Regions from separate parts of the Homo sapiens genome. Here region 2 is linked to region 1. Evidence: read pairs that join two places in POLR2A ChIA-PET (ENCODE). Cell type or tissue: PC-3. All regions are shown on one strand. Each heading gives the region's core, and the rest is flanking DNA. Links, peaks and the distances in the headings are about the cores only. Region 1 holds the start of LOC105373459 (a long non-coding RNA gene). Region 2 has its middle 35 kb from the start of MIR4757.

What was found. Peaks named below come from ENCODE experiments on the same cell type or tissue, not always from the same donor. Only the 100,000 strongest peaks of a DNase experiment are listed, where the experiment ranks them.
Region 2: POLR2A ChIA-PET joins it to region 1 with 6 read pairs; 1 of 35 experiments calls an interaction of 5 or more read pairs at or near these places.

Annotation. Positions count from the first base shown.
Region 1 is chr2:19,604,840-19,620,353 of GRCh38, forward strand. It overlaps LOC105373459 (a long non-coding RNA gene), which reads right to left and starts at 621. Exons shown (of 4, transcript XR_939780.2): 1 at 525-621. In PC-3, for the core only: no CTCF peak of the experiment used is centred there; DNase peaks (open chromatin) are centred at 3,192 and 7,252; H3K27ac peaks cover 2,670 bases.
Region 2 is chr2:19,305,392-19,320,905 of GRCh38, forward strand. No RefSeq gene overlaps it. Among named protein-coding and RNA genes, the nearest start is that of MIR4757, 35 kb to the right of the region's middle. RefSeq lists enhancers at 115-708, 709-1,302. In PC-3, for the core only: a CTCF peak has its summit at 7,762; a DNase peak (open chromatin) is centred at 7,760.

The DNA.
Region 1 (15,514 bases), core at 3,090-11,089:
ACATTTTCTTTATGCAGTCTATCATTGATGGGCATTTAGGTTGATTCCATGTCTTTGCTATTGTGAATAGTGCTGCAGTGAACATACATGTGCATGTGTCTTTACGGTAGAATGATTTATATTCTTTTAGGTATATACCACATAATAGGATTGCTGGGTCAAACAGTAGTTCTGCCTCTATGTCTTTGAAGAGTCACTACACTGTCTTCCACAATGGTTGAACTAATTAACACTCCCTCCAACAGTGTGAAAGCATTCCTTTTTCTCCACCACCTTGCCAGCATCTGTTGTTTTTTGACTGTTTAATAATAGCCATGCTGACTGGTCTGAGATGATATCTCATAGTGGTTTCGATTTGCATTTCTCTAATGATCAGTGATGCTGAGCTTTTTTTCATATGTTTGTTGGTCACACGTATGTCTGCTTTTCAGTAGTGTCTGTTTGTGTCCTTTGCCCACTTTTTAATGGAGTTTTTTTTTTCTTGTAAATTTGTTTAAGTTCCTTATAGATCCTGGATATTATACCTTTGTCAGACAGAGAGATTACAAAAAATTTGTTCCATTCTGTAGGTTGTCTGTTTACTCTGATGATGGTTTCTTTTGCTGTGCAGAAGCTCTTTAGTTTAATTAGATCCTATTTGTCAATTTTTGCTTTTGTTACAATTGCTTTTATCATCTTCGTCATGAAATCTTTACCCGTGCTTATGTCCTGAATGGTATTACCCAAGCAGAAAAAATTTTAAGCTTTAGAAAGAAGAGAGAGAGAAAAAAAAACAGAGAGAGAAACATGTGAGGGGCGTTTTTTTTTTTTCTGCTAGAACTTAAATCCATTTATACCATCTGTCAAAGTCTTCTCATTCAATTGAAAACAAAAACACTATGTCTATTAGAGTATTGGAGGTAAATGAACACTCAATATGTTAGGAACACTTAACAACAAGAGAGCCAGAGAGTGACTAGGTGAAGATCCTAGAATCCATGTCATATGACGGGTAAGTGGAGGAAAAGCATGACTTACCTGGAAAGAGAAAACTTAAAGGATACTTGACACCTGCTATTAAATGTCTAGCAGGTTGTCACATATAGGGGGAAGTAGACGTATTAGTTGTGGTTTGAATGTTGTGGTCTGAAAGAATTAGAACCAATGAGTGAGAAATACAAGATATAGGTTATTAATCCAACCTTGATCAGATTAATTAGTAAGCAAGAAGCTAACTCATTAGTTGTACTAAAATATTTATCCTAGTATTCATTCAGACAACCTGTACAGATTTTTAATACAGAAATCCCTATTTCACTCATAATTCACTGCACTATTGCAGAATGATAAAAACTTACCAATGTAATAACAATTCTTTATATTAATTGCCTATATTCATGCCTGTAATAAACATGTTCAATCTGTGTAATTTGTTTTCCTGTGCTGTTTGTTTTGCTAACATTTATTGAAACATAATTTTATGTCTGTAAATCTAATGATAAAAATCTACTTTGTGTTTGTATTTTATGTGCTTATTTAGTTCTTCTAGTGATTTATCTTTATTGTATTTTACAAAAATATTGGTTTGCTTTAGATTAGAAATTTTAAAAACTGATTCTTAACCACAGAAAGAGAAGCACTGACTGGTGTTGATGCTCAATTAGAGCTGAAGGACCTGCTGCTGTGGAGGCTGAAATGGGAAAAGCTGCTTCGAAGGTGGTTGACACCGAATTGTATCATCCCCCAGTGCAGTGTCGACACAGTAGGCTCTTAATTGCATAAAATAAATATATAAACATTATATAAATTATACAAAATTGTAAATACCAAACCTATAAATGGTATAACTTGCAAATTGATTTTTTAAAATCTCTACGTAGTCCAAAGGAGGCAAGACAGGTGGCTGGAGGCTTAACCCATGTTAGATGATGAGTACGGCTTGATGGAAATAGAACTTCCTAGCCTTGAAAAGTGAAGACATCAAGAATACTTCCTCGCTGTCTTCAAAAGATCTTAAGGGTGTTATGGCAGAGGTTAAGGGAATTGTAAGAAGTATGCTAAGAAAATCCACGAAGTAAAACTATGACTAATGGATGGAAGGTGCAGAAAGGCAGATACTGATTCAACAAAGAATCTCTCGACAATTCCAGTTTTAGAGAAATGAAGAGAGCTGCCTCATGTGGTAGTGAGTTCACTGTTCTTGTAGTTCTTGTAGTTCACTAAAAGACTGAGGGAGTTTGGGAGCTGAAAAAAGGTTTCCTGCACAAAGTGGAACACTCTGCATTTTATAGCATTCTTACAAATTTTTCAAGGGAGTGTACTAGGGCTTTCATTATCTAGTATTTTATATTAAACTCATAGAAAATCTGGGAGGTAAGTATCACTATCCGCACTTTAGAAATGAGAAATCAGAAGCTTGGAGTGGTTAAAAATGGTCACAGACAGACAGAAGTGGTGGGTATGGGGTTTCGCCCCTGGGGTGGCTGATGCCATGCTCTAACGGAACATAATACTGTCAGCAACTCTGAAAGCCAATGACTCTGTGTACTCAAAACCCTGAAATGTGATCAGAAACCTAAAAAAAAGAAGTTCCAAGACGAATAATTTTTATTTCATTAGATGTCTTTTGGAGTTTGAGGCTCTTAATTCTCTGAAGACTTCCAGAAGGTGCAAGAGCCTCCCCTCTTCCTACCACGTGCTTCTCTTCCATAACCTTCGTCCTTCCCCTCTCCAACTATCCAGAAGTCTCACAATGACTCGGAGAGAAAGGATGTCATTGGTATGCGCAGACATTCTGGCTTTACCTCTTTCCCAGGATACTGTACTTTAAGAGATGTAGCTCTAGGCAGTAACATTTTGTCCAAAGGAATTAACTGCAATGGTGGAATGTCTGGTATAGTGAAAAAGATTCTTGCATATAGGAGACCTTCTAAGCACCCCCAACCACACAGTAGAGGACACCACTGAGCCTCCCTGTGGCAAAGCCAGTCCTTCTCTTAAGTTATATCAACACAAGCACCCTTCAGCAGTTAAGTTTCCTGGAACATCCAAAGATTCATTGACTTATGCTTTGGAGGAAGATTTACAAGTCCTCTTTTGTAAAGAGAAGTTCGCTATGTGACTTGAGTGAGACAGAACATCACTTGCTTTGATCCTTGCAGAAACAGGATGAGAGGTCCCAAGATTCTGACTCACTATCCATTGCCCTGACCCTGAGCAACCCAGCCTCGTCCTGGTCTTAAAGTGTATTGGCACTTTGCTGTCTGTTCTCCTTCCATTGCTTTTGATTTTGCATACCCTGAGTCATCTCTGAAGATTCCATGCAACCAGCTGGGTGGCTGGCATCCAGCTCTGTGACACTTGCCTTGATTGATGTGCATCCTCTTAAGCATCTGCTCACGACAACTGTCTCTACCCTGAAGATGACCAGAAGGGACTCCTCATCTTGCTTTACCTGTCTTCAGCACTTAGCCATTAGGCTGTTACCAGCAAAGCTGTCCTTTTCTCATAACAGATCGGCCTGATTGTGTAACTGTATCCCTTTACTTCTGACAGCATTTTCAGCTTTGTGTAACCTCCAAACATATGAATAATTTTCACTTGTGCATTGCAATGAGCTTGGGGAACATTCAGAGTTCAGAGGTACAGCTAGAAATATGTCCAGAAGGATGAGTCAAATAATGTTGGGGGTGACTGGGAAAGAGAAGAAAGGGTCCTGCCATGCCTCTCCTGTGAGCCAACAGTCTGATGCGCACTTCAGGGTCACTGTTTCCAGTGTGCAAGTCCTTGGCTGTTGGAATGAAATGTCTGCCTCTTTGTTCTGCCTCCCACTTTCTCCTCCTTCTCTTCTTCCTACTTCCCTCTCCTCCAATTCACCCCATGAAAATATTGCATAATGTTCACAGATAACCCACTAAGCCTAGCTTAGTCTATTAGGAGATTCCCTTTCTGTAAGCTTTCAGAATCCCATACATTTGCCAGCAGTGTGATTGCTTTCTAAGTCAACATGACTGTCCCCTTCCCCAAAGGAACCCTTCACTTTTCTTTCTTAAATTCCACTGTGTGTCTCCCACAAACAGGTTTTTTAGTAGAATCTCATGAAGATAAGAATGCCTTTAAAGAATGCAAGATTTCTAAAAATATTCAACAAAAATATTCCCAATACACCTCTCATAACAATTCCATCCCAGAGTGTGGTCCAAAATAAATTGAGGATTTGTCTGTACAACAGCTTCAAGATGTTCAGAAGGTGTCAAAAATGGCAAGGATCTGACACTCATCGAAGTGTTCAGTTAACCATACCCACAACCTCCAGGGCTTTAAAAACATATAAATTGCAAAGATTGAGGTGAACAGTTTGATCAACTTTGAATCCAAAGGTGCTGATGACAGACAGGAATAGGAGCACTTCCCAGACACAATTATGTTCAGGCAGCTTGAAGTAAAAGTAGCCAGCCTTGGTGTAGTGCTTTGCAAAGAGTGGTGATTTGCATCATCCAAGTGCTTTGCAGAGCTTTAGCAAAAGTATTCTGAGTGTGAACAAACAGTAGAGACTGTGCTTGGAACAAGCTGGACAGAGTTCACCTTCCCGTGGGGAGCAGGGAATGTTGGCTTTAGGACCAGACCTGCTCTCTGCTTCTGGCGCCATGGCAGCACGCTTGCACGAGGCCTTTGCTCCCCTAGCATTGGAAGCCACTCCAGCCTTGAGTGCCAGCTCGGCCACCTGAATGGAAGACAAGAGCTCTTTGGCAGCCAAGATGCCCCAAGTTCTTCCCATTTTTATTCCACTCATTCTCTTTCCTCTTCCCCTCCCATGTCTCTGGCTACTCGTTCCCAGGCCCATCCCTGGACTTCTCCTCTTCTGCCCAGCCTTTACCTGTTTGTGTTTTCCAACCTTCTCTTTGGCCCACTGCTTTCCTCACTCATTCTACCCTTGCTAGACATGCTAATTCCTTCTCTTGGCTTTAACCCCTATACTGAGGGCTTCCAAATCCACAGCCCCAGGTGAAAGCTCTCTCTGCTCACTTCTTCAGTGTTCTAGGACCCATTCTACCCCACACATCCTGATTTCCTTTTGCTGTGTCCCTTCTGTTGGAATACCCCACCATTTCTTCAATCTCTGCCCCTGAAACTTTGCCTGATTAGGAAGACAACAGGATGAGGTGAAAGCACATGGAACTTGAAGCCCTGTAGGGTTCAAGTTCTCACTCTGTGTATCTGGATCACCTACAGGTCTGTGTGTCTGGATCACCGATCTCTACCTCAGTTTCTTCATCTGGACAATGACACTAAAGCTGCAGGGCTGTCAGGAGGATTAAGTAAGGTAATGCAGGTGAAAGGTTCTGCACAGAGCTTCACTCATAATCAGCCCTAAATATGTGGTGCTGACATAATGGTATTAATAACAATAGCAGCATCAGCAGCAGCAGCAATGGTGAGAACAGATAATAACTGAAGACTGCCTGCCCGTCTGATAGCATACTCCACTTCCCCAGCTCCAGTGGGACATAAACTGCCAGCCCCACCTGTGACCACTGCTTCCTCCTGTTCTTGCCCCACCCTGGTCCCTCCTTACCTCATCTGTGCTCTAAGTAGAGTGAATCTTTTTACCTACCCCCAAAAGAACCCCAATATGACACAGAATATTCCATTAATAGTCAAAAACATTAGACGCTTAATAGGCAACAAACCTATTTTTCCACTGACTTCTCTAAATGCTCACTTCTGAAACTACCTCCACTCTCAGCTGCTTGGGTAGATGATAACAGCTACCCTGGCCCAAGGGCTGTGGGGATAGCTGGTAAAGGAAGGGGCTACAGTGGGGCTCAAAAAGGAAATCAAGACACAGCAGAACTGAAAAGAGTAGAGATGCTCCAGTAAGCTGGACAATGTGTCCTTGACTGTGGAGCCAGGAGCTCTGAAATGAATTTGGTTATCTACCTGATAGCAACCTCAGAGGGTAAGGATGTCCTTCGAGTCCCTTAATTCCCTTAGAAACACAATGAAGGCCAGGCTCAGTGGCGCACGCCTGTAATCCCAGCACTTTGGGAGGCCAAGGAGGGTGGATCATCTGAGGTCAGGAGTTCGAGACCAGGCTGGCCAACATGGCGAAACCCCATCTCTATTAAAAATATAAAATTAGCCGGGATGTGGCACGTGCCAGTAATCCCAGCTACTCAAGAGGCTAAGGCAGGACAATCGCTTGAAGCTGGGAAGCGGAGGTTGCAAGGAGCCAAGATCACATCACAGTACTCCAGCCTGGGCAACAGAGTGAGACTCTGTCTCAAAAAAAACAAAACAAGACAAAACAAAACAAAAAACAACCAATAGAGACCTTTAGATTTTGGGTTTCTATGTTCTCAGTTTGAAGGTATTTTCATTTCTTAGTTTTTAAACTTATTGGATGAAATAACTATAGTTTTCTTAACTTTTTATCAAACTATCTTTCTCAGCTTCAGCTAATGTCCACCTTCATTCCAGAATTCCATGATTTGGTGAACAAGACATGTTAATACCATCTATACCCTTCACACCTTCACAGAGACCAGTGACACTCTCTGTTACTCTTTGTTTTTACAATCAGAAGAGCCCCTACCCCCAAGAAAGCACTATAGTTCTAATGTAAATGGAGCTTAGCACAGCATCAGAAAACTGGAGCTCATCAACTCCGCAATATGGTACCTGACTCTGAAGACATCTCCACAAACAGTGCTCCCAGCCTTTTTCTCCTCTTGGTGCACATAGAAAATGATACCTTTTTCATGGCTTTCCAGGGTAAATTGAAGGAGCTGCTCACAGCTGGAGGTAACTAGGCCACAACTCTGGAGAGCCCCAGAACCTGCCCGGCTGCCCCAAGAATTAAGAGGATCAGTATCTCAGACACACCTGTAATCCATTTGTAGCAACTTGGCATGCCCTGGCACCCCGTTGAGAAGCTCTACCCAAAAGGTTGTCGTATTGCCTGAGAGACCAATAGAATGCTTATTCCATTAAATAAGACCTTCTCTTCAGAAAGCCCAAGTCTATTTTTCACCTCCGTGTTAGCTTCCCTGAAATATGTTTCCCATTCACTAGTTAGTGCTTTGTCATGCTCAGCAAGGAGGATGATCTGGTGGCCACAGTAAAGAAAGAATCAGGAGCCATGTGGATTCTAAATTTATGATTCAGCAGCCATGGCTTCTGACTCACTCACATTAGATGACCTGTGGAGAAAACCACTGGACTTTGGACAGGCCCTGATGAGATGAGCTGGAAAATAATATCACAATGGGTTTCTACTGGCAACCAAACACTATGTGAAAGTTGAGACTTCCTGAGCAGATAAATTAAAAGCAAGCTGTACAGGAGCATCATGACAAAAGCCATATGTTGAACTTCAGCAGATGCAGGACAGAAAACCACAGAGCCTATCATGTCACACAGCATCACCTCTTGTACACCTATAAACTGCTGAGCTGTGTCAACAAAGTCACCTGGTCACTGTCCTTTCTGTGTGTCACAAGTATACTAAGTTGTAAAATCTGTGGACTCGGAAGCCAGGTAGGCCTGAGGTAGAATCCCGGCTTGAATACATCTGAGCTATGTAATGTTGGGCATGGCACTCAGCTTCTTGAGGTGTCAGCTGTGTTCTCTATAAAATGGGGATAAATGTGTGCTCATAATTTTCTCCATAAATACCAAAAAAAATTGACAGCAATTCAGCAATGATTTTTTTTTGACATAGTCTCGCTCTGTCACCCAGGCTGAAGTGCAGTGGCACGATCTCGGCTTACTGCAACCTCCGCCTCCCGGGTTCAAGCAATTCTCCCTGCCTCAGCCTCCCGAGTAGCTGGGATTACAGGCACCTGCCACCACATCTGGCTAATTTTTATATTTTTAGTAGAGATGGGGTGGCCGGGCTGGTAATTTTGTATTTTTAGTTTTTGCCATGTTGGCCAGCCTGATCTCAAACCCCTGACCTCAGGTGATCTGCCCACCTTGGCCTCCCAAAGTGCTGGGATTATAGGTATGAGCCACCACGCCTGGCCTCAGCAATGATTCTTGACTTTAGGAAATAACCAAGACAAAAGAAAAATAGGCTACTTCTTTAAAAGAAGTTCAATGGATACACATGAGAGGCTGTCCCTCAGAAGCCAAGAGAAAAACAGGGATGTCCCCCCATCACCAACCATAGTTTCACACAATATCAAAAGTATTAGCAGAAGAAATAATAATAATAAAGGTCTACAAATTGGAGGGGAACAGTTCCACTTTCAAATGAGCATGGAATAGAGGTGCTTTTCTTGTAAAATGTTTCTCACTCCTGCTGGAAGGTTTTCCCTGTGCCTCCTGCTAAAAGTCCTGGGCGGTATACACAGCAAAAACATAAGAAGCCTGAAATGTAGAGAGAAAGATTCAGACTGACTAGGAGCCTCAGGACCCAGGTAATAACATGATAGAGAGTTCCCTTGGTTTTTTTCTTGCCTAATCTATCCCAGATCGGGCGCTGGAGAAGCCAGCAATCCAAAAACACCAACCAAAACAAACAAATAAGCAAAATAAAATTCCAACTAGTGCCAGTTCTCTCTAGATAAAGGAACAGGAAGGGACAACCTGGCAAGACAGAGAAGTTTAGACATTGACCTCTCTGCCCTAGAGAAACACCATGGGATAAAAATGGCCATACCTCCAACCTCATCAGCAAAGACTGAGTGGGAAGCCTGGACTTTTACCTTCTTCACCTGGCTGTAACATGGAACCTGACCCACCCACCACAAAACCTCTCTACCACTGGTGTGGTGTCAGACAACAAGTGAGAAGCCAGGATTTTCAAGTGAAAAATAAACTTGGGACTTTCTGAAGAGAAGATCTTATTTAATGGAATAAGCATTCTGTTGGTTTCTCCTGGTCTCTCAAAGTCCAGTGGTTTTCCACAGGTCATGCCTGGCTGCAATGAGCCCTCTCCCCATGGAGTCAGTAGAAACTAGGTAGGAATTCTGAACTTCTACCCCCAACAAATGGTAATGAGCTGCACTTTCTCCACCATGCCTGTATCAGGAGGCCTAATGGAGAGGCAGGACCTTCTCACCATCCAGTGGTAAAAAGGATGCCCCATGTATGTGATGTCAGTAGAAGCCACATGGAGAGCAGTAAGAAGGCACCCCTCCTATACCAACTAGGGTAATATAAATGAAAACCTAGGAGGGAACCTAAATTTCCACTCCTACCTAAGGAGTAGATGCCCTTGCCTCATCCCTCCCCACCCACCTCCCTGCTACTTAGGTCAAGTGGGGAACTAGGACCCACCTGGCAATAATGAGGCAGGACACTCATTTCCCTTCCAGAGTGATATCAGGTGAGGCTTGTTAAAGCAGACTTAAATAAGATCCAGGGCCTTATAACATAATACCAAAAACGTTCAGGATACCACAAAAAAAAAAATCACTCATACCAAAACCAGAAAAATTTCAACTTGAGTAAGAAAAGAGAATCAACAGATGCCAAACCCAGGATGACACAGATGTTAGAATTATCTGAAAAGAATTTTAAGTAGCTATCATAAAATTACCTCAGTGAGTAATTATGAACATGCTTGTAATAAATGAAAAATATATTTTGGAACTGATGAATACAATAACCAAAATAAAAACTTAATGGATGTACTCGGCAGCAGAATGGTAAGAACAGAGGGAAGAATCATTGAACTTAGAACAACAGAAATTACTCACTCTGAACAGAGAGTAATAGACTTAAAAACTTAATACAACCTCAGAGTTCTGTGGACAATATCAAAAGATAGAACATTTGCATTATTAGACTGACAGAAAAAAAGGGAAAAGATAGTGGGGTAAAAATATCCCCAAATAAATAATTCTGACTTTTAAAAAAATTTATCCAAAAACATAAACCTCCGGATACAAGATTCTGGGAGAACTTCAAACAAGATAAACCAAAAGAAATCCACACCAAGACACATAATTAAACTTCTGAAAATTAAAGACCAAGAAGATATCTTGAAAGCAGTGGGAGAAAATCAACAATCAAGAGAAAATCAAGAGAATGTGTTAGTCTGTTTTGCATTGCTTTAAAGAAATACCTGAGACTGGGTAGTTAATAAAGAGAACAGGTTTATTTGGCTTATGGTTATACAGGCTGTACAAGAAGCATGGTGCCAGCATCTGCTTCTAGTGAGAACCCCAGGAAGCTTTTACTCATGGTGGACAATGAAGGTGGAGCAAGTGCATCACATGGCAAGAGAGGAAGCAAGACAGAGAGGGGGAAGATGCCAAGCTCTTTTAACAATCAGATTATCGGGGGAACCAGCCCCCAATATTTCAAAGTCGGTTCTTTTTATTTTCCCTAAGTGTCAGCTGGTCAGAGAAATAAAGAGAAAAGGGTACAAAGAGAAGAATTTTACAGCTGGGCAGCCATGGGTAACATCACATATTGGTAGGTCCGTGATGCCCACCTGAACCACAAAACCAACAGGTTTTTATTAAGGACTTCAAAAGGGGAGGGGGTGTATGAACAGGGAGTAGGTCACAAAGATCACATGCTTCTGAGGCCAATAAAGATCATAAGGCAAAGGGCAAAGCAAAGATCACAAGGCAAAGGGTGAAATTAGAATTACTGATGAGGGTCTATGTTCAGCTGTGCATGTATTGTCTTGATAAACATCGTAAACAACAGAAAACAGGGTTCGAGAGCAGAGAACTGGTCTGACCTCAAATTCACCAGGGTGGGGTTTTTCCCCACCCTAGTGAGCCTGAGGGTACTGCAGGAGACCAGTGCATATTTCAGTCCTTATCTCAACCGCATAAGACAGACACTCCCAGAGTGGCCATTTATAGACCTCCCCCAAGGAATGCAATTCTTTTCCTAGGGTCTTTATATTATATTCCTTGCTAGGAAAAGAATTTAGTGATATCTCTCCTACTTGCACGTCCGTTTATAGGCTCTCTGCAGGAAGAAAAATATGGCTGTATTCTGCCCAACCCCGCAGGGAGTCAGACCTTTGGTTGTCTTCCCTTGTTCCCTAAAATCACTATTATTCTGTTTGATTTCAAGGTGCACTGATTTCACATTGTTCAAACACCCATGTTTTACAATCAGATTTCATATTGTTCAAACACACATGTTCTACAATCAATTTGTACAACAGTGGTCCTGAGGTGACGTACATTCTCAGCTTATGAAGATAATAGGATTAAGAGATTAAAGTAAAGACAAGCATAAGAAATTATAAGAGTATTATTTGGGAACTGATAAATGTCCATGAAATCTTCACAATTTATGTTCAGAGATTGCAGTAAAGACAGGCGTAAGAAATTATAAAAGTATTAATTTTGGGAACTGATATACATCCATATTAAAATGAAATCTTCACAATTTATGTTCCTCTGCCGTGGCTCCAGCTGGTCCCTCCATTCTGGGTCCCTGACTTCCTGCAACATCAGATCTTGCATGAACTAATAGAGTGGGAACTCACTCATTACCACAGGGAGGGTGTCAAGCCATTCATGGAAAGATCCACCCCCATGATCCAAACATCTCCCAACAGGTCCCACCTCCAACATTGGGGATGACATTTCAACATGAGATTTGGAGAGGACAAATTATATCAGAGACCTTCCCTAAACAGAAAGGATATGATAAAAGAAGGAACTTTGGAACATCAGAAAGGAAGGAAGGACAATGGAAAGAGAAAAAATATGGGTAAATATTATAGATATCATAGACTTCACTTTTTCTTTTCCTGTTGAGACAATTTTATGTGTAGAAGGGTGAAGAAACTTAAAGAGGCTGGGTGTAATGATTACACCTGTAATCTCAGCACTTTGGGAGGCCAAGGCAGGCAGACCACTTGAGCCCAAGTGAAACCCTGTCTCTACCAAAAATACAAAAATTAGCCAGACTTGGTGGCATATGCTTGTAGTCTCGGCTACTCAGGAAGCTGAAATGGAAAGATTGCTTGAGCCCAGGAGGTGGGGGTTGCCGTGAGCCAAGATTGTGTCACTGTACTCTAGCCTGGGTGACAGAGTGAGACTGTTAAAAAAAATAATAATAAAAGGAAGAAAGAAACTTCAAAGGAGGCATGGCATGGTGTCTACACTCAAACTGGTAAATAGTCATAAGTTATATATACACATACATATATATACACACACTTATGTATATATGTACATATATATATACACATACACATGTACATATATAAATGCCTATAGCTACTCCTAAAATTTTATTCAAAAAGATTCACTCAAATACACTATAAGTGAATCAAAATGGAATTCCACGGGGAAAGGCCACGGGGAGAAGAAAACTTCCAGATGAGCTTTGTAACAATTTTGACCAAATGTTAAGTGTCCTGGACAGAATCCAGGGGAGAAGGTGAACAGGGAGTGCAGATACAAGCACAAAAACTGCATCGGGGTAGGCCTAAAACCTGAAAGCCCTGCTTGCATTCTCAGCAGGGAGGCTTTTAGCCTGGAGCAAGTTCTCAGCTCTGCTCACCTCACCTGCTGCCTGGAAATAAGCTTGGTGCTGTTGGGGGAGCACTGTAGGAGTGACACTGGCCTTTTGGGTTGCATGGGAGCTGGGTGAGGCCTGTCACTGCCACCTTTCCCCCACTTCCCTGATGGCCTGTATGACTCAGAAAAGGCAGCCATAATCCCCCTTGTAACATAACTCCATCTGTCTGAGAACCACACCTTTATCCCCCACAGCAGCTGCAGCAAGCCCCACTTAAGAAGTGGCTGAACTCAGACACTCCTAACCCTTCCCACACCTCATGGTCTTTCTCCATGAACCTGGTAGCTGAAGACAAAGAACATAATCTCTTGGGAGATCTATGGCCCTGCTCACTGCCTGAGAAACTTATCCAGGCAACCCTAGGGCAACCCTGTATCCTCCCTATGCTAATGCAATCGATGCTGTCTTGAAAGCAACACCTCCTGGCTGGGGACCAATAAACACAAAACTAGCACACTAAACAAAACTATAACCAAGGACTCTCACAGTCTACTTCACTCCACTGCTACCTCCACCAGAGCAGGTGCTGGTATCCATGGCAGAGAGACCTGAAGACAGATCGCATTACACAACTCTTTGCCGACACTCCCCAGTACCATCCTAGAGACTGGTAGCCCCACAGGGTGGCTAGACCCAGAAGAGAAATAACAATCACTACAATTTGGCTCTTGGGAAGCCCTATCCCTAGGGGAAGGGGAAGAACACCACATCATGGGAGCACCCCATGGGACAAAAGATTCGAGCAATAGCCCTTGAGCCCCAGATCTTCCCTCTGACATAATATACCCAAATCTATCCAAATTAGAAGGAGCCAGAAAAACAATTCTGACAATATGACAAAACAAGGTTCTGTAACACCCCCAAAAGATCATACTAGCTCACCAGCAATGGATCCAAACCAAGAGGAAATCTCTGAATTGCCAGAAAAAAAAAATCAGAAGGTTAATTATTAAACTACTCAAGGAGGCACCAGAGAAAGGTGAACACAAACATAAAGAAATCAAAATATGTTACAGGATATGGATGGAAAAATCTCCACAGAAATAGACAGCATAAATAAAAAACAATCACAACTTCTGGAAATAAAGGACACACTTAGAGAAATGCAAAATACACTGGAATGTGTCAGCAATTGAATAGAACAAGTAGGAGAAAGAACTTCAGACCTCGAAGACAAGGCTTTCAAATTAACCCAATCCAACAAAGACAAAGAAAAAAGTATTGTAAAAACTGAGCAAAGTCTCCATGAAGTTTGGGATTATGTTAAACAACCAAACCTAAGAATAATTGGTGTTTCCGAGGAAGAAGAGAGATCTAAAGGCTTGGAAAACATATTTGAGGGAATAATCGAGGAAAACTTCCCTGGACTTGCTAGAGATTAAGACATTCAAATACAAGAAGCTCAAAGAACACCCAGGAAATTCACTGCAAAAAGATCATTGCCTAAGCATATAGTCCAAGTAATCTAAAGTTAAAACAAAGAAAAGAATTTTAAGAACTGTGAGGAAAAAGCATTGGGTAACCTATAAAGGAAAACCTACCAGATCAACAGATTTCTCAGCAGAAACCCTACAAGCTAGAAGGCATTGAGTTCCTATCTTTAGCCTCCTTAAAGGAAGCAATTATCAGCCAAGAATTTTGTATCCAGCAAAACTAAGCTTCGTAAGTGAAGGAAAGATACAGTCTTTCCAGACAAACAAATGCTGAGAGAATTCAACACTGCCACACCAGCACCACAAGAACCTCTAAAAAGGCTCTAAATCTTGAAGCAAATTCTTGAAATACCCCAAAATTGAACTTCCTTAAGGGATAAATCTCACAGGACCTATAAAACAATAACAATGAAAACAACAACAACAATGTATCCAGGCAACAACTAGCACAATGAATAGAATACTACCTACTTCTCAATACTAATGTTGAATGTAAATGTCCTAAATCTTCCACTTAAAAGATACAGAATGGCAGAATGGATAAGAATTCGCCCACCAAGTATCTGCTGTCTTCAATAGACTCACCTAACACATAAGAATTCACATAAGGTAAAGGTGTGCAAAAAGATATCCCATACAAACAGACACTAAAAACAAGCAGGAGTCGCTATTCTTATATTTGACAACGCAGACTTTAAAGCAACGAGTTTAAAAAGACAAAGAGGGACATTATATAATGATAAAAGGACTAGTCCAAAAGACAAATATCACAATCCTAAATATATTTGCACCTAACAATGGAGCCCCTAAATTTATAAAACAAGTACTACTAAACCTAAGAAATTAGACAGCAACACAATAATAGTGGGGGAATTCAATACTCCACTGACAGCACTAGACAGGTCATCAAGACAGAAAGTCAACAAAGAAACCATGGACTTAAACTATACCCTAGAACAAATGGACTTGACAGATATTTACAGAACATTCTTTCCAACAACTGCAGAATATATATTCTATTCATCTATTCATCAGCAAATGGAACATTCTCCAAGATAGACCATATGATAGGCCACAAAAGAAGTCTCAATAAATTTACGAAACTCGAAATTATATCAAGTACTCTCTGACCACAGTGGAATAAAATCGGAAATCAACTTCAAAAGGAACCCTCAAAACCCTGCAAAGGCATAGAAATTATATAACCTGCTCCTGAATGATCATTGGGTCAACAATGAAATCGATGGAAATTTTAAAAATTCTTTGAACTGAGCAATAATAGTGACACAATCTATCAAAACCTCTGAGATACAACAAAAGCAGGGCTAAGAAGAAAGTTCATAGCACTGGATGCCTACACCAAAAAGTCTGAAAGAGCACAAATAGATAATCTAAGATCACACCACAAGAAACTACAGAAACAAGAATAAAACAAACAAACAAAAACAATACAAAAGATAAATGAAACAAAAATCTGGTTCTTTGAAAAGATAAAATTGATAGACCATTAGCATAATTAACCAAGAAAAGAAGAGAGAAGATCCAAATAAGCTCAATTAGAAATGAAATGGAAGATATTACAACCAATACCA
Region 2 (15,514 bases), core at 3,861-11,860, 300 kb before region 1:
TTGACAGAGATTATGCCTTCTCATGTTGTTTCTTCTTTCACAAATGAGAGTGCCCTAAACATTTATAGAAATCATCCCCCTGGCTCTGTTCAAAGTGCCAAGGGTCCCACCCATGTACACAGAATCCTGCAGGGCCTTGCAAAGGCATCAGACCCCTTGGGTGTAATCTGAGAACCACTAGCAGAGTAAATAAATCCCTGCCCTGGTGGCAAATACTTCCCTTTACCTCTTCCCTTATAAAAGCAAACTTTTCCTGTCCCATCTCACAAGTGCTCTCTAATGGATTCTTTGTTTTGTTTATTCCACTTAGTTAAAGCCAAAAGCAAAAAAAAAAAAAAAAGAGAGAGAGAGAAAGAGAGAAAGTGCATGAGAAACCACCTAGCACAGTGCATGGCATAGAGTCATGAACTCTGTGTTTCCTCCAATGTTACCTTATTTGAAAAGTGCAGGGGAGGAGCCAAGATGGCCGAATAGGAACAGCTCCGGTCTACAGCTCCCAGCGTCAGCAACGCAGAAGACGGGTGATTTCTGCATTTCCATCTGAGGTACCGGGTTCATCTCACTAGGGAGTGCCAGACAGTGGGCGCAGGTCAGTGGGTGCGCGCACCGTGCGCGAGCCGAAGCAGGGCGAGGCATTGCCTCACTTGGGAAGCGCAAGGGGTCAGGAAGTTCCCTTTCCGAGTCAAAGAAAGGGGTGACGGACGCACCTGGAAAATCCGGTCACTCCCACCCGAATACTGCGCTTTTCCGACGGGCTTAAAAAACGGTGCACCACGAGATTATAACCCGCACCTGGCTCGGAGGGTCCTACGCCCACGGAGTCTCGATGATTGCTAGCACAGCAGTCTGAGATCAAACTGCAAGGCGGCAGCAAGGCTGGGGGAGGGGCACCCGCCATTGCTCAGGCTTGCTTAGGTAAACAAAGCAGCCAGGAAGCTCGAACTGGGTGGAGCCCACCACAGCTCAAGGAGGCCTGCCTGCCTCTGTAGGCTCCACCTCTGGGGGCAGGGCACAGACAAACAAAAAGACAGCAGTAACCTCTGCAGACTTAAATGTCCCTGTCTGACAGCTTTGAAGAGAGCAGTGGTTCTCCCAGCACACAGCTGGAGATCTGAGAACGGGCAGACTGCCTCCTCAAGTGGATCCCTGACCCCTGACCCCCGAGCAGCCTAACTGGGAGGCACCCCCCAGCAGGGGCACACTGACACCTCACACGGCAGGGTATTCCAACAGACCTGCAGCTGAGGGTCCTGACTGTTAGAAGGAAAACTAACAAACAGAAAGAACATCCACACCAAAAACCCATCTGTACATCACCATCATCAAAGACCAAAAGTAGATAAAACCACAAAGATGGGGAAAAAACAGAACAGAAAAACTGGAAACTCTAAAATGCAGAGCGCCTCTCCTCCTCCAAAGGAACGCAGTTCCTCACCAGCAACGGAACAAAGCTGGATGGAGAATGACTTTGATGAGCTGAGAGAAGAAGGCTTCAGACGATCAAATACTCTGAGCTACGGGAGGACATTCAGACCAAATGCAAATAAGTTGAAAACTTTGAAAAAAATTTAGAAGAATGTATAACTAGAATAACCAATACAGAGAAGTGCTTAAAGGAGCTGATGGAGCTGAAAACCAAGGCTCGAGAACTACATGAAGAATGCAGAAGCCTCAGGAGCCGATGCGATCAACTGGAAGAAAGGGTATCAGCAATGGAAGATGAAATGAATGAAATGAAGCGAGAAGGGAAGTTTAGAGACAAAAGAATAAAAAGAAATGAGCAAAGCCTCCAAGAAATATGGGACTATGTGAAAAGACCAAATCTACGTCTGATTGGTGTACCTGAAAGTGACGGGGAGAATGGAACCAAGTTGGAAAACACTCTGCAGGATATTATCCAGGAGAACTTCCCCAATCTAGCAAGGCAGGCCAACGTTCAGATTCAGGAAATACAGAGAACGCCACAAAGATACTCCTCGAGAAGAGCAACTCCAAGACACATAATTGTCAGATTCACCAAAGTAGAAATGAAGGAAAAAATGTTAAGGGCAGCCAGAGAGAAAGGTCGGGTTACCCTCAAAGGGAAGCCCATCAGACTAACAGCGGATCTCTCGGCAGAAATCCTACAAGCCAGAAGAGAGTGGGGGCCAATATTCAACATTCTTAAAGAAAAGAATTTTCAACCCAGAATTTCATATCCAGCCAAACTAAGCTTCATAAGTGAAGGAGAAATAAAATCCTTTACAGACAAGCAAATGCTGACAGATTTTGTCACCACCAGGCCTGCCATAAAAGAGCTCCTGAAGGAAGCGCTAAACATGGAAAGGAACAACCGGTACCAGCCGCTGCAAAATCATGCCAAAATGTAAAGACCATCGAGACTAGGAAGAAACTGCATCAACTAACAAGCAAAATAACCAGCTAACATCATAATGACAGGATCAAATTCACACATAACAATATTAACTTTAAATGTAAATGGACTAAATGCTCCAATTAAAAGACACAGACTGGCAAATTGGATAAAGAGTCATGACCTATCAGTGTGCTGTATTCAGGAAACCCATCTCACGTGCAGAGACACACATAGGCTCAAAATAAAAGGATGGAGGAAGATCTACCAAGCAAATGGAAAACAAAAAAAGGCAGGGGTTGCAATCCTAGTCTCTGATAAAATAGACTTTAAACCAACAAAGATCAAAAGAGACAAAGAAGGCCATTACATAATGGGAAAGGGATCAATTCAACAACAAGAGCTAACTATCCTAAATATATATGCACCCAATACAGGAGCACCCAGATTCATAAAGCAAGTCCTGAGTGACCTACATAGAGACTTAGACTCCCACAAATTAATAATGGGAGACTTTAACACCGCACTGTCAACATTAGACAGATCAATGAGACAGAAAGTCAACAAGGATACCCAGGAATTGAACTCAGCTCTGCACCAAGCGGACCTAATAGACATCTACAGAACTCTCCACCCCAAATCAACAGAATATACATTTTTTTCAGCACCACACCACACCTATTCCAAAATTGACCACATAGTTGGAAATAAAGCACTCCTCAGCAAATGTAAAAGAACAGAGATTATAACAAACTATCTCTCAGACCACAGTGCAATGAAACTAGAACTCAGGATTAAGAATCTCACTCAAAACCGCTCAACTACATGGAAACTGAACAACCTGCTCCTGAATGACTACTGGGTACATAACGAAATGAAGGCATGAATAAAGATGTTCTTTGAAACCAACGAGAACAAAGACACAACATACCAGAATCTCTGGGATGCATTCAAAGCAGTGTGTAGAGAGAAATTTATAGCACTAAATGCCCACAAGAGAAAGCAGGAATGATCCAAAAGTGACACCCTAACATCACAATTAAAAGAACTAGAAAAGCAAGAGCAAACACATTCAAAAGCTAGCAGAAGGCAAGAAATAACTAAAATCAGACCAGAACTGAAGGAAATAGAGACACAAAAAACCCTTCAAAAAATTAATGAATCCAGGAGCTGGTTTTTTGAAAGGATCAACAAAATTGATAGACCGCTAGCAAGACTAATAAAGAAAAAAAAGAGAGAAGAATCAAATAGACACAATAAAAAATGATAAAGGGGATATCACCACCGATCCCACAGAAATACAAACTACCATCAGAGAATACTACAAACACCTCTACACAAATAAACTAGAAAATCTAGCAGAAATGGATAAATTCCTCGACACATACACCCTCCCAAGACTAAACCAGGAAGAAGTTGAATCTCTGAATAGACCAATAACAGGGTCTGAAATTGTGGCAACAATCAATAGTTTACCAACCAAAAAGAGTCCAGGACCAGATGGATTCACAGCCGAATTCTACCAGAGGTATAAGGAGGAACTGGTACCATTCCTTCTGAAACTATTCAAATCAATAGAAAAATAGGGAATCCTCCCTAACTCATTTTATGAGGCCAGCATCATTCTGATACCAAAGCCGGGCAGAGACACAAGCAAAAAAGAGAATTTTAGACCAATATCCTTGATGAACATCGATGCAAAAATCCTCAATAAAATACTGGCAAAACAAATCCAGCAGCACATCAAAAAGCTTATCCACCATGATCAAGTGGGCTTCATCCCTGGGATGCAAGGCTGGTTCAATATACGCAAATCAATAAATGTAATCCAGCATATAAACAGAGCCAAAGACAAAAACCACATGATTATCTCAATAGATGCAGAAAAAGCCTTTGACAAAATTCAACAACCCTTCATGCTAAAAACTCTCAATAAATTAGGTATTGATGGGACGTATTTCAAAGTAATAAGAGCTATCTATGACAAACCCACAGCCAATATCATACTGAATGGGCAAAAACTGGAAGCATTCCCTTTGAAAACTGGCACAAGACAGGGATGCCCTCTCTCACCACTCCTATTCAACATAGTGTTGGAAGTTCTGGCCAGGGCAATTAGGCAGGAGAAGGAAATAAAGGGTATTCAATTAGGAAAAGAGGAAGTCAAATTGTCCCTGTTTGCGGATGATATGATTGTATATCTAGAAAACCCCATTGTCTCAGCCCAAAATCTCCTTAAGCTGATAAGCAACTTTAGCAAAGTCTCAGGATACAAAATCAAGGTACAAAAATCAAAAGCATTCTTATACACCAACAACAGACAAACAGAGAGCCAAATCATGAGTGAACTCCCATTCACAATTGCTTCAAAGAGAATAAAATACCTAGGAATCCAACTTACAAGGGATGTGAAGGACCTCTTCAAGGAGAACTACAAACCACTGCTCAAGGAAATAAAAGAGGATACAAACAAACGGAAGAACATTCCATGCTCATGGGTAGGAAGAATCAATATCGTGAAAATGGCCATACTGCCCAAGGTAATTTACAGATTCAATGCCATCCCCATCAAGCTACCAATGCCTTTCTTCACAGAATTGGAAAAAACTACTTTAAAGTTCATATGGAACCAAAAAAGAGCCTGCATCACCAAGTCAATCCTAAGCCAAAAGAACAAAGCTGGAGGCATCACACTACCTGACTTCAAACTATACTACAAGGCTACAGTAACCAAAACAGCATGGTACTGGTACCAAAACAGAGATATAGATCAATGGAACAGAACAGAGCCCTCAGAAATAACGCCGCATATCTACAACTATCTGATCTTTGACAAACCTGAGAAAAACAAGCAATGGGGAAAGGATTCCCTATTTAATAAATGGTGCTGGGAAAACTGGCTAGCCATATGTAGAAAGCTGAAACTGGATCCCTTCCTTACACCTTATACAAAAATCAATTCAAGATGGAGTAAAGACTTAAACGTTAGACCTAAAACCATAAAAACCCTAGAAGAAAACCTAGGCATTACCATTCAGGACATAGGCATGGGCAAGGACCTCATGTCTAAAACACCAAAAGCAGTGGCAACAAAATACAAAATTGACAAATGGGATCTAATTAAACTAAAGAGCTTCTGCACAGCAAAAGACACTACCATCAGAGTGAACAGGCAACCTACAAAATGGGAGAAAATTTTCGCAACCTACTCATCTGACAAAGGGCTAATATCCAGAATCTACAATGAACTCAAACAGATTTACAAGAAAAAAACAACCCCATCAAAAAGTGGGCAAAGGACATGAACAGACACTTCTAAAAGAAGACATTTATGCAGCCAAAAAACAATGAAAATATGCTCATCATCACTGGCCATCAGAGAAATGCAAATCAAAACCACAATGAGATCCCATCTCACACCAGTTAGAATGGCAATCATTAAAAAGTCAGGAAACAACAGGTGCTGGAGAGGATGTGGAGAAATAGGAACACTTTTACACTGTTGGTGGGACTGTAAACTAGTTCAACCATTGTGGAAGTCAGTGTGGCTATTCCTCAGAGATCTAGAACTAGAAATACCATTTGACCCAGCCATCCCATTACTGGGTATATACCCAAAGGACTATAAATCATGCTGCTATAAAGACACATGCACCCGTATGTTTATTGCGGCATTATTCACAATAGCAAAGACTTGGAACCAACCCAAATGCCCAACAATGATAGACTGGATTAAGAAAATGTGGCACATATACACCATGGAATACTATGCAGCCATAAAAAATGATGAGTTCATGTCCTTTGTAGGGACATGGATGAAATTGGAAATCATCATTCTCAGTAAACTATCGCAAGAACAAAAATCCGAACACCGCATATTCTCACTCATAGGTGGGAATTGAACAATGAGATCACATGGACACAGGAAGGGGAATATCACACTCTGGGGACTGTGGTGGGGTGGGGGGAGGGGGGAGGGATAGCATTGGGAGATATACCTAATGCTAGATGATGAGTTAGTGGGTGCAGCGCACCAACATGGCACATGTATACATATGTAACTAACCTGCACAATGTGCACATGTACCCTAAAACTTAAAGTATAATAAAAAACAAAACAAAACAAAAAAGATAAGTGCAATGTTTAGTGTTTTAAATGGCCCCAAAAATAATTGGGCAGCGGGTGCCATTGCCAAGAAGCTTGCTTCTCAGCATGTGTGCAGACTTGCCGCATGTAAGCAAGAACAATATAAACTTCAGGCACTTATCTCTGGGGCCCCCAGATGGTCCCCTTAGAGAGTTATCAAGGGAGAGTTAGACTAGTGCACACCACCCAAGTAGGGGTCTAGCTCAGGATTCATTTGCAGGTTCAGCCTCAGAAGAAATTGCTTCTACTGGGCTGGGCTGATGAAGTAAGCCTTGACTTCAGAAAATAGCAGATGCTGGTATTTGTCAAGCTGAAAGCCTCATGCAAAATCCAAAGTAGTAAGAAAGGAATCCAAAACATTTCCAAAATTAAAAAATTAGCCAGGCATGGTGGTGTGTGCCTGTAGTCACAGCTACTGGGGTGGCTGAGGCAAGAGGATCAATTGAGCCCAGGAGGTCGAGGCTACAGTGAACCTTGATTGCTGTATTCACTGCACTCCAGCCTGGACAACAGAGAACCCTGCTTCAAAAAACAAATAAGCAAACAAACAACAACAACAACAATTTCCAAATCCAAGAAATCAAAGTCAAGCTATGAAGACTGGAGCATGAACAGCAGGTAGGGTCAACAGAAGTGGGAATAGCAAAGGTGAAGTGGGAACAAGGACTTTCAGAGTGATTGTCTATGCAGTGTTCTGCAAACATTTTTAAGTTCAAAAGTAGATGAACTCTTTTTACAAATAAAAGCATATATGAAACCCTAACACCTAGATTTTTAAAATCCATTTTTATTAATAAATTAGGTATATTTACCAATTATAAAGACAATTGATAAGAATGATTAACTTTATTAACATAAAAATGTGTAATCAAAGATGACAGCCACAGCTTTATGTCACCCTCAGCATCCCACTTATTTTAGTATTTTGTTTGGATTCTATAGTTTCAAAGGCTTTGTAAAAATCCTGGTCACATAAACAAGGTTTTGTAAATGATAATGGTTCTTTTCAACTAATTGCTTTGCAATGAGAATAACTTAGACAGCAATGGTAGGAAAGGCTTTATTTTGAAATCTACAAAAAAATGAACAAATATATTGAAGAACAAATCAAATTTACACAACCACTAAAAGAGAGATGCCTTTGGTTTAAAAATCCCCAACTAAGAACATCTGATATTTGCCACTTGAGTCACAGACTGGCATAGGCTGGAAGCACTGGCCAGTTGGCCTGTCATAAGTTTCTTTCTATACAGAGAAGACAACAGCCAAAGAGGCCCCTGGTGGGGAACTGGTGAACAACCCAACAGTTAAGAAGAAAGAAAATCCCCAACCCATACCATCAAGTAGCTTAAGAGTAATAGAAAGAAGCAAAACAATTTAGAGTCTGATGAGCTCAAGACAAAACCTCAGATGTGTCATTTACTAGCTGTGTGACCTTGGGCAAGTTATTTAATATGTCTGAGCCTTAGCGTTCTCATCTCTAAAATAAAGATGCTAATTTTCTTTCACTAGATTGTTTCATATATTAAATGGGATGCAGTGTGGGTAGGCCTGACCATTTAGGCATTCTGCAAGTAGGACCACGGATGGAACAGCACTGACCAGAGGGAGGGGGACACAGAAGCCCAGTGATTATCTCTGGGGAGCCTGATCCAGATTTGGAAGCGTCTCCAAGAATAGGTCTTCATCACATGGGGAGGTAGAGGGAGGAAACAGCAGGATTTACTTGTTTTTACCTGCCTCCGTGGGGATTGATACAGGGGACAAAATAGAGTTCAAATAAAGAATCAGAGGAGGTGGAGGTGAAGGTCACAAAGACCAGGAAGAGCTATCAACACACCCTGGAAGCCCGAGGAGGACCTTTGTACCCTAGTGATCACTCTGGGGATTCCTCTGAGTGCAGATTGCTGCAGAAATACCCTACAGTACCTTCCTCCCAAAAGTACGCATTGAGGTCTTCCAGAGAAGGGGAGACGGTAGTACCCATGCCACACTCTACAGCAGACCCAGCAGAAAGGAGTGCACACCAAGGTGCTGCTGCTTGGCGGTGTCAACCCCAACCCTGTGCCTTGACACACACATTACCTTCCAGGGCGTTCCAAGATGGCCGAATAGGAACAGCTCCAGTCTGCAGCTCCCAGCCTGCTCAACACAGAAGATGGGTGATTTCTGCATTTCCAACTGACACACACATTACACTGTAAGAGCACCACTTCACTAATGGAAGTTCTGGACACCTCTTCCCTGTTCTAGATCAAAGTCCTGTGTTCTCTTATCACTTCCAAAATCAAAATAGCTGACTGACCCCATTCACTTGTCTGAGTCCTAGAGAACTTACCTCCTAAATCCAACCCCACTGGGATCTCTTCTTTGACCAGGATCATAATCTTTCATCTGCTCTAGGCTACTTACCACCATCCTAGCTAGCTGACTCAGCGTCCACCCCAACACTGCTACCAGGTCTGTCTCATCCCTTGTAAGAGATGAGCCAGGATGAGATGCAAGAGTAGATTCTTCGGGGAGAGAAAGAAAGTGAAGCAGCAAACATCTCAGCTTTTCCCACAGTGTGGAGGGAGAAAATGCCTTTCCACTTTGTCTAATATCTTCTCCCAGGCAGTTGTTGAATCCTAGAGGTTCGCTTTGCTCCCCATTGCCAATCTGTGACTCCCAGCTTAAAGCATCGTGAGTTAACACAAGTTGCTTCTTGCTGGGATAATATATCAAAGGAGGGAGAGAGTACACGCTCCCTCCTAATGGATCTCTTAACAAGCTTACGTAAAGATCACCAATTCACAGAGATCATTGTCCTAGTGACATAGAGTTATAATTGATTACTGTGACTTTGATGCTTAGAGAGTGATTCATTAGAGTCTCATTATCTCTGTCATTTTTAATGAGAAGAGTTGGGTGGTACGTAAACACAGTTATGACAGGCAAAGAGAGAGCAAACAGACCAGAGAAAAAGAGAATTACAGAGGTTCCTGCAAGGTGAAGCCTTTCTTTACCAGAGGGATAAGAAAATTGTGTGAGATGCTCTTTCAGAAATTGCTCTGATGTAGGGCTATAGCCAGACATTAGCAGTGCAAGGCCATGCCACCTTTCCAGGCATATCTGGGTATAAAGCACAAAGCTCCACAATAATCACAATTAAATAAGTGACTGGTGAATTATGGCTGCACTATTTCTGAGGTGTAGTTGATTTGCCTATAGGAATTGCACAGTGGAATCTATGGCCATGCTAACCTTTACTGAGAAGGCACTCCAGGTCAATAACTAGTGCACTACAATCATTCTCACTTCACAAGTAGATCATTGTTTTATGCCTGTATCATGAACCCTAAGGAACTTGACAAAACCGTTTCATTATGATCTCCAGGAGAAGGTCACTTCTCATTCATCTTGAATCCATCCTGTTATCTAGCAGAATGCCTGGTACAATGGGTACTCTAGATTGTATAATGAAGTACTAGAGTTTGGTTGTATAATGGTACTACCCATCTCACCAAAACACTGTCACTTTTCTTCTAAACATTCAAATTAGCAATTTAAGTCTCTATCTTATGTAAATGATCAGTATATCCAGTTTTTCTTTCTAGGGACTTTCTTTGCCTAGAATTGTTCACAAGGTCAATGTTTAATCAAACTTAAAAAGCTACTCCTATTTTCAAACTGCAAGTAAAGGAAAACCTAGAGAGGCTACTTTTCCAGTGATGGACATCAGGTTGCCTCCAACCTTTTTTACCAAAAAAAAAAAAATGCTGCAATGCTCATCCTTGTATATATGGCCTATGGAACTGTGAGAGCATTTTTATGCTGGATCATAGAGTATGTATATACTTAATTTGACCAAGTACTGCCAGATGGCTCTTCAGAATGTCTGCATCAGGGTACCCTTACCCAGCAAAGTATGAGGGTTATTTTATATGCCTGCACCTCCCCTCAGCACTTGACATTATCAAATCTTATAATTTTAGCTAGAATAATATATTTCATTATTATTGTTTAGCTTGCAGTTAAATTGCATCTCTTCATTTACTTGCTGGCCTTTTTTATTTTTTAGCATAGCAGATAGTAAATTTTGAGTTTTTAATTATTGTCATTTTTATTATTTTTTCCTTTCAACTTTGTATAAATTATAAAATGTTTAAATTTTTTATTTAAATAGCTTTCAGGGTACAAATAGTTTTTGGTTATGTGGGTGAACTGTATAGTGGTAAAGTTTGAAATTTTAGTGCACTTATCACCCACGTAGTGTACATTGCATCCAGCATGTAGTTTTTTTAACCCTCATGCCCCTCTCACCCTCCTCCCTCTGACTCTCCAATGTCCATTATATCACCCTGTGTGCCTTTTGTGTACCCATCGTTTATCTCCCACTTGTAAATGAGAACATACAGTAGTTGGTTTTTTATTCCTGACTTACTTCACTTGGAATAATGGCCTCTAGTTCCATCAAGTAGCTGCAAAACACATTATTTTGTTCTTTTGTATGGCCAAGTAGTATCCCACCATATATATATAAAACATTTTCTTTATTGGCTCACCGGTTGATGAGCACTTAGGTTGGTTCCATATCTTTGCAATTGTGAATTATGCTATGATAAACATATGCATGCTCATGTCTTTGTGATATCATGACTTCTCTTCCTTTGAATAGATGCTCAGTAGTGGGATTGCTGAATTGAACGGCAGATCTACTTTTAGTTCTTTGAGATTGTACTAATTTACGTTCCCATCAGCAGTGTGTAAGCATCCCCTTTTCACCACATCCACACAAATATCTATTGTTTTCTGACTTTTTAATAATGGCCATTCTGGTTTGGGTAAACTGGTATCTCCCTATGGTTTTAATTTACTTTCCCTGATGATTAGTGATGTTGAACATTTTTATATGTTTATTAGCCATATGTATGTTTTCTTTGGAGAAATACCTATTCACATTATTTGCCTACTTTTTTGTCTTGCTCTGTCGCCCAGGCTGGAGTACAGTGGGTGTGATCTTGGCTCACTGCAAAGTTCACTTCCCGGGTTCAAGTGATTCTCCTGCCTCAGCCCCCTGAGTAGCTGGGATTACAGGTGCCTACCACCACACTGGGCTAATTTTTGTAATTTTAGTAAAGATTGGGGTTCACCATGTTTCCCAGGCTAGTCTCGAATCCCTGGCTTCAAGTGATTCACCCGCGTCAGCCTCTGAAAATGCTGGGATTACAGGCCCGAGCCAGCCATGCTGTGCAGAAGCTTTTTAGTTTAACTAGATCCAATTTATCTTCATTTTTGTTGCCTTTGCTTTTGGGATCTTAGTCATAAATTCTTTGCCTAAACCAACGTTCAGAATAGTTTCTTCTAGGTTTTCTCCTAGAATTTTTATGGTTTCAGGTCTTAGATTTAAGTCTTTAATCAATTCTGAGTTGATTTCTGTATATATTGAGAGATAGGGATCCAGTTTCATTCTTCTACATGTGGCTATCTGGTTTTCCCAGGACCATTTATTGACTGAGGTGTCCTTTTCCCAATTTATGTTTTTGTATGCTTTGTGGAATATCAATCAGTTGTTAAGTATTTGGCTTTACTTCTGGGCCCTCTATTCTGTTCCATTAGTCTATTTATCTACTTCTATTATCAGTACCATGCTGTTTTGGTGACTATTTGCTGACCTTTTGGATCTTTTCTTGAGTAAATTGGTTGTACATATCCTTGGCTCATTATTCTACTGGGGTTCCTCTCTTTCACATATTAATTTACAAGAGTTGTTTTTATGTCCTAGATATTAATATCTTGTAATAACATTACAAGAATATTATCCCAATTTTTACACTGTTGTTAGCTTTACTTATGATTTTCTTAAATTTGATGTAGTCAAATTTATCAATTCTTTTTTATTTCATACATTGTATTTTAAAGGTTTTATTGAAGAAGTGATTTTTCTTTCCAGACATCAAAAATATTCTCCTATATTTTCTTTCATTAACGTTATAGCATTTCCTTCAATATCTAAGACTTTAATCCACCTAAAGTTTACCTTTGTATGTTGTCAAAAAAATTTATATTATGAGGCAGTTTTTCCAAATCTAACTACTAAGCTACTTATCTCTCCTATCCCATTGACTTGTTATGCCAGTTTTCTTTAATATTAGTTTCCCAGATGTGGGTACAAATATACATAGATATGAATATAGATATTTAGACATGGAAATACAGATGTAGATATATGTGTCCGGGTTCTCTATTCTGTTCTACTGGATTATTAGTCTCTTTATATAAATATCACACGTTGTAATATATCTTAGTATCAGGCCAAAAAAAATCTCTTTTCTCTATTTTTTAAGATTGACCTAGCTATTCAAGGACCTTAATTCTTCTATGTAAGTTTTAGAATGTTTGTATCAAGGTCTTCAAAATACCCCACTAGAATTTTAAATGGAATTATATTGAATTTATAAGTTAATTTGGGGAGACAGCTTGATAATATTAAGTCATTCCATACAAAAACTGGGAATGTATATCCATTTAAATAAATCATCTTGTACATACTCAAGTAGAATTTAACATTTTTATATAAATCTGTGTATGCCTTATTAAGGTAACTCCTAGATACTTTATAGTTTTTATTGATATTACGAAAGTTATTGTCAAAAAAAGTTATTGTCTTTGTTGTTTAAGTTTTTTAGTTGATAGTTTATTATAGCTGGTGAAAATAATGTTAAATATATTTAAGTTGATCTGGGATCTGGCAAATTTACTGAATTTTCTCATTACTTCTAATAGTTTATCTGGGGTTTTTTCCCCTATGGAAGCTTCTTTTAGTTTTCTTTTATCAGTTCCCTCACTGAGCCAACTGATATAATAAAAACACTCCAAAGAAAATATTTTAAAAGAAAAATTATAAATTATAAAAGAAAAATATTTTTTTGGAATTTTTTCTATTTGGAGATTATAGATTCAACAGGCTGAGTAACTTTTTTAAAAATAACTACATGGTGAATAATGGGAACCAAGAAGAAAGATCTAACTATGTATGTTTTAATGTAGAACATGTTCTGCATGGAAGCTACAATTGGAAGTAGATACTCCTCTTGGATCTCGTAGATTTGTGAATATTGTATAAATTTCCTTTGTTTCACAGTTATATAGATGTTGTACATAGATAAAATTGAGACATAAAAGTTATACTACGGTTTATAAAAACAGGTTTTCATCAGCTTGTGTTCAGCAAATATCTTGTGAAAAGAAGTAGAAGACCATTTGTTATGTGGCAACACTGACAGTTGCAGTGCAAGGATGGTCACTCAGTCTGAGTCACCAGGACTGGAACACTGACCATGGCACGCATCCTCCCAAGAAATGTCTGCTGCTACACTGTTTCCTCTTGCCAGCTCTACTGTTCTGCATCCTTCACCCTCTGTCCTCTTTACGCTTTTGGCTACAGTAGGCACAGGTTAAAGTCCTCCAACTGGAAACATTTGTGAAAACTGTTCCAAGTTCCTTGAACTTTTGTCAGTTTTGTGGTATGCATTTCAAACAGTGGCAGATGTTTCCCCTGTGCTATTCACAGCCTCCCTCCAGTTTCAAAGCAGGAAGAGCCCTGAAGCAAATGAGGGCTATCTCTTGCTAAAAGCAGGAATATCATACCCAAAAAGAAAATTCAGCTTGAAAGGAGTAAGTCACAAGTTTCAAGATCCTTTGGTGGATTTTTAAATGATGGTAGTAACCCTGATCACACAAAGGTCAGTTAGAATACCCATATTCTTTCATACCACCCAAGCCTTTCCCGAGTTCTTTTCTTACAGCCTATCAAAGAGCAACTGGAAGGCCTCTGTGGCTCCCCCCACCAGCAAACATGAGATTCCATTCCCATCTTGGACAAGGAGCTAAGAATCACCCCATGCTCAAGTAAGTAGTGGGGTCTGCCATCATGAAAACTGGCTCCCCAAGGAATGTGCTGGGGCAGGAAGGAAGGAGGGACTGACACTGGGACATGAATCTCACTCAGCTCTTTTAAGACAGGCACATGCTGCCACCTGGTTCCCATTACAGCTTCACTATAGTAAGATTTGGCCACTGAGGCACCCAGGTGGAAGAATGAGACTCAGGCCCTCAGTGCTTAGAGCCGGAGAATGTTCCCAGCATATCACAATTACAGAAACATCTGTGCCCAACAGCTTTCCGTTGAACTGCTGTGAAAATTTACAGTGTTCGATTGCTTTCAGAATTTCTCACTTCTCAGCCTAAGGCAGGGTGGTCCCAAGGCTGCCAGTGAATTGCAGCAGGAAGTGAGAGAGATCACAATTTCCAGGGTTTGGATGAAATGTGGCACAAGGGTGTGAGGGGTGAGCCTGGAGCCCCAAGTGCTACAGGCTTCCATCAGCTGGTTATCTTTTCCTTCCTTTTTCATTCAATCAACATATACTTCCTGAGCATGACGTGAACTGACTTCACCATGGATAAAAATCTGAGTAAGCGTTGGTCCTCAAAAAGCCAAGAATTTAGAGAGAAGTAACCACTGGTTAAAATTGATTTGTATTATATACTACATTTTTTATTTTGAAACCACAAGACAATAAAAGTTTTCATGTATTATACTAAATATGTAAATAAACTCTATCCATTTAGAAGTACCATCTAGAACAGCACTAATCAAATTAAGGCCTCAAACTAGCTACATGAGCATCACCTGGTATCTTGTTAGAAATGTAAATTCTCTGACACCCCCCACCTCACCTACTAGTTGGGATTAATACTAGGAATCTGTATATTAAAAAGCTCTACAGGTGATGCTCACTAAAGCTTCAGCAGCATTGACCTAGAATATAAACAACAACAACAACAACAACAAAATCCTAAGCAAATAGGATACCCAAAACAACCCAACTTGATTTTTCCAGGGGAACCAGGAGAAAAAACCAAGAAGGATGAACTAGCCATTGTAGCACAAGAGAGGGTCACAAGCATTTGGAGGTGGGAGTAGATTAATAATTCTAGGAGCAGTAGTAAGAGCCAGCAGAGGGAGGAATTAA